Linked DNA regions of Homo sapiens: region 1 is linked to region 2. A link is a loop called in an ENCODE intact Hi-C map of the cell type or tissue named here. Cell type or tissue: ovary. All regions are shown on one strand. Region 1 overlaps KRT74 (keratin 74). Region 2 has its middle 8.5 kb from the start of KRT78.

Evidence for each region. Peaks named below come from ENCODE experiments on the same cell type or tissue, not always from the same donor. Only the 100,000 strongest peaks of a DNase experiment are listed, where the experiment ranks them.
Region 1: a loop joins it to region 2, with 5 times the contacts of the local background. A loop is called at or near these places in 25 of 110 quality-filtered maps.

Annotation. Positions count from the first base shown.
Region 1 is chr12:52,570,953-52,573,452 of GRCh38, forward strand. It overlaps KRT74 (keratin 74), which reads right to left. Exons shown (of 9, transcript NM_175053.4): 1 at 2,355-2,500; 2 at 1,501-1,715; 3 at 992-1,052; 4 at 407-502. Among named protein-coding and RNA genes, the nearest start is that of KRT74, 1.6 kb to the right of the region's middle. RefSeq lists an enhancer at 1,316-1,485. In ovary, no CTCF peak of the experiment used is centred here; no DNase peak of the experiment used is centred here.
Region 2 is chr12:52,856,229-52,858,728 of GRCh38, forward strand. No RefSeq gene overlaps it. Among named protein-coding and RNA genes, the nearest start is that of KRT78, 8.5 kb to the left of the region's middle. In ovary, no CTCF peak of the experiment used is centred here; no DNase peak of the experiment used is centred here.

The DNA.
Region 1 (2,500 bases), 290 kb before region 2:
GGGGGAAGAAGTGCCCTCTGGGATGTGTCTGCAGAGCTGAGGGAGAGCAGCTAACAGCAGCAGGAACCCCTGCATATGGCAGATGCCCGCTGGCACATGCAGACGGGTGAATAATGCATTTTCCACAATTTCACAGAATCCAAGGCTCTGTGCTTTGTAAGACCTCACTGGGTTATCTTTTCCTGCCCGTGGGCAAGTCCACTATTGTATCAAGATCAATTTCCTCCTGTATGTATGGCCTCCAAGGACCAGCATCCTGCACTTCCATGGTCTCCTGGTGCAGGGTTTTGTACCTTTCTACCAAAACATCTTTCATTTTGTTGATCCTAAATCTCTCCTTTTGGTATCTCCCTGGAAGAGTCGGGAAGGAGGCAGGGTGAGGGTGGGGGGACAGGAGTGTCCTTACTGCATCATACAGACACTTGAGGAACTTGATTTCTTTGTCCAGTGAGTCCACTTTGGCCTGAAGCTCCACCTTGACTGCGTAGGCTGCATCTGCATCCTGCCAAGAGGCCCCAGAGTCATTGGGGGATGCAACCCTCATCCCACAGCTGCCCTGCCCAACTCCTGCCTCAAAGCCACCTGATTTTCTATTTTCTACCCACAAAGGAAAGCTCACTCAATATCAATTTCTTCTCAGGCTGCCTGAAGCTTTGGGAATAGGGAAAGGAGGATGGGGCAGCTCTGTTATGCCTGGAGAAAACAAAGCCCAGAGAGGTAGTAGGTTTCCTCAGGTCACACAGCAAGGTTGAGCTGGACCCGAGTTTCACAGTTCCCAGACCAGAATTCTGTCTGTCTCTGTCCATTTCCTGAGTGTGTGTCTTTCCTCTCCAACTCACTGGAGGCCAGGACTATGACTCCACCCTCACCAGGCACCAGCCCCCTCACCAGGCACCAGCCCCCTCCCCAGCCTCCTGGGCTGAAGTCCTGAGCAGAGTTGTTAAGATGGGGGTGCGAGAGACCCTAATAAGGAGGCTCCTCCCTCTCTTACCTTCTTAAGCACCACAAACTCATTCTCTGCTGTCGTGCGCCGGTTAATCTCCACTTCATATCTGCCAGCAGGGAGAGTAGATGGCCTTAGCCCCCTTAGCCAAGGAACTTTCTCTTCCTGCTGGCCAGGCAAATGTTTGGGATACAGGGTCCCTGCAGGGTCTCTGGGGTGAGCAGTAAGAGGCTAGTGACAGGAGTAAGATATCCCTGAGTTGCTTCACTTGTCTCCTAGTTTTTGCATGTTAGGAAAACACCCAGGTGCCTATTGGGCTCCCGACACCAGCAACTGAACATTTCAGTGGGTCAAGGAGCACAGGAACCGCTTCCTATCAACTAGGCAGGAAGTTATCATCAAAGAGGATAGGCCCTTCCCCCTAGCCAGAGAAAGGGATGTGAGCTCCTGACCCTGGTGCATACTCCCCCATCTCCTAAAAAATAATGGCACAGAGATCAGGTGAGCCCAGAGGCACGGGAAACATGGTCTGTGACCCTCGGGTGGAGCCTGCTCACCTCTTCTTATAGTCCTCCACCAGATCCCTCATGCTTCTCAGCTCCGAGTCCAGCCTCACCCTGTCCCCAGACAGTGTCTCCAGCTGCTTCCGCAGGTTGCTGATGTAGCCCTCAAGGATGGGCTCCAGGTTCTTCTTGCAGTTGTTCAGGTCCAGCTGCTGCAGCAGCTCCCACTTGGTTTCTAGAACCTGGTTCTGCTGCTCTAGGAAGCGTACCTGGAACCCAAATCAACAGACACCTGGAACCACAATGGGTGCAGTCATGCCCCCTGGACACACACCATTGACTCCCCAGGTTTGCCATAGATTGTTGTAGTCATTTTTGCTCATGTCTTGACTCTCCACCCTTGCCATTCCACACAAACTAGATCCTTTACAAGTGCTCATTTCCTAGCCTTCTGGACAAGGCATCACTGAGAACTCACTCAAGGAGTTTCCACAGCTTTCTTCTATTGCTCGGCCCTGGTCCCAGGAGATGTCCTTCCTTATGTCTCAACTAAGTGTCTCTTCCTGTACCATGAGCCCTTCCCTCTGAACACTGCTGGATTCTATTAGCCTTTCATGTTCTTGGAAGATCCAGCTGTCCTCAAGAAACTCATCACTTTTTTGTCAAGGAAGGGCTGCTCTTTACCCAGCTTCCCATCCTTCCCTGCAAAATCGCCAAAGAAGCCGATATATTCATGTATTCCTTTGTCCTCCGTGGCTCACAGACCTACTCTCCTTCCCTAATGGTGAGGAAGCCCTTCCTGAGGCCCAGCTGCACCTTTCCAGCCACAGTGTGCAGTCCATTCCCAGGCAGCAGGAAAACTGCTCAGGCCTCAGGGTGCGGCCTCATCCTCCTCCTATGAGACCCACCTTGTCAATGAAGGAGGCGAACTTGTCGTTCAGCACCTTGATCTGTTCCCGCTCCTGGGCGCGCACCTTCTGGATCTCAGGGTCCAGCTCCACGTTGAGGGGGGCCAAGAGGCTCTTGTTGACAGTGACCTGGTGGATGCCCCCAG
Region 2 (2,500 bases):
AATAGACTGGATAAAGAAAATGTGGCACATATACACCATGGAATACTATGCAGCCATAAAAAAGGATGAGTTCATATCCTTTGCAGGGACATGGATGAAGCTGGAAACCATCATTCTCAGCAAAATATCACAAAGACAGAAAACCAAACACCACATGTTCTCACTCATAAGTGGGAGTTGAACAATGAGAACACATGGACACAGGGAGGGGAACATCACATACCAGGGCCTGTTGCGGGGTGGGGGCTGGGGGAGAGGTAGCTTTAGGAGAAATAACCTGATGTAAATGATGAGGTGATGATGCATCAAACCATCATGGCACATGTATACCTATGTAACATACCTGCACATTGTACACATGTACCCTAGAACATAAAGTATAATAATAAAAAATTTTTAAAAGATAACATTGTCAGTGAGCTATTTTATCCAAAGATCAAACAATAAACGGGTCCTTTATGACAGGCCCGGTTCTCAGAACTTACATATCATAAGCATTTAGTGTTTACATTTACATTCCAACTTTAAAACATTTAATGCTAACAACCCTATGAAGTAGGTACTTTATCATCACCATCTTACAGAAGGGGAAACTTACAGAAAGGGGCACGAAGAGAACAATAATGGTAAATGGCAGAGCCAGGATTTGGACACATGCTGCAGGCTTCAGAGTCTTTGCGCTTTACCATCACACTGTGCTCCTCTCAGAGACCCAGGAATGTCAGTGTTAAAGGATACCTTAGCTAACTGAAGCCCAGAGAGGTGGAGCAATGTACCTAAGGTCACACAGCAGATCCCAAACTGAAACTCATCCCTCAACAATCATTCACTCAACATTTAGTAAGCACCACCAAGTGCCAGGCACCATGGGAGCCCAGGTTCAATGAAGATTAATCAAAGTCTCCGCATTGGAGGAACTTGCAGTCTGGTGAGGGAGAGGAAGGGCTGGGGAACTGGGGAATCTACATGAAAACCAGTAAGGGCAATAGAGTGTTGGAGGCACCAATTCAGAGACTGTGGAAGGCAGCAGTTTTTCTTGAAGGAGAAGCAGCAGGCATTCCTATTCTTGGCATGCTCCAAGAAAAAACAAAAGTCATCTCCTGGGGTCTAGAGCCTCCAGGCACAAAGGGAGCAGAGTGTAGGCTGGGAGGTGAGGATGGAGCTCCACCTGGGTGAAGGGGAGGCTGGCCCACCCACACGCGTTCAGGTCCCCTGGCTTTCACAGGCCAATGAAGGGCTTGGCTACTGTCGTGTTGTTTGAGAGGGACTGCACAGAAAAGGCTGTTGTGTCCTGTCCCTGCCTTTGGTCAGCCTCCCCTCCCTCACCATTGACACCCCGGTGACCTCCCTGATCCAGGCACCATGGAAGCTTCTCTCAGTTTTTGGCTTTTGCAGCTGAGAAGTACATGCTGAATTCTAACCCAGGATATCCTGACTATCCTGAACATGAGTCATTCGCATTCAACCTTTACCATCAAGCCACATCGACATTCCATAGGTATGAAGGTGTACTTAAGATTTTTCTTTAAATCAAATCTAAATCATTCACTTTTTTCTTATCCTGACCCTAAACAATGACAGCCTTGAAATCTTGGCTTCTGTGTGCTAATTCTTAATGCTCTAATTCATATTCAAAAAAAACATAACTATTAAGATGTATGACATTTGGCCGGGCGCGGTGGCTCACGCCTGTAATCCCAACACTTTGGGAGGCCAAGGTGCGTGGATCACCTGAGGTCGGGAGTTCAAGACCAGTCTGACCAACATGGAGAAACCCCATCTCTACTAAAAATACAAAACTAGCCAGGCATGGTGGCGCATGCCTGTAATCCCAGCTCCTCGGGAGGCTGAGGCAAGAGAATTGCTTGAACCTGGGAGGCGGAGGTTGTGGCGAGCAGAGATCATGCCATTGCAATCCAGCCTGGGCAACAGAGTGAAACTCCATCTCAAAATAAAAAAAAGGCCTGGCGCGGTGGCTCATGCCTGTAATCCCAGCACTTTGGGAGGCCGAGGAGGGCAGATCACCTGAGGTCAGGAGTTCGAGACCAGCCTGACCAACATGGAGAAACCCCATCTCTACTAAAAACAAATACAAAATTAGCATGCCTGTAATCCCACCTACTAGCGAGGCTGAGGCAGGAGAATCGCTTGAACCCGGGAGGCAGAGTTTGCAGTGAGCCAAGATCACGCCATTGCACTCCAGCCTGGGCAACAAGAGCAAAACTCCATCTCAAAAAAAAAAAAAAAAATGTAAGTCGTTTTTCTTTGTGCCATCTGAGTCCATCTTGTGTTTCTTCAGTGGCTTACACAGTACCCTTGAGTACTCTCTACTAAAAACCCTTGAGGAAGGGCTCTAAGTTCCTCCAAAGCCAGGAAGGGCAAAGATGAATGTGGCTATTCCCTGACTTCTAGCACCAATCTTGGCCTGTCAGGCAAGAGAGAAAGGAGGGAGCAGATTACAGAGTGCACCCCTTCTCTACCCCATACCCAGGCAGAGCAC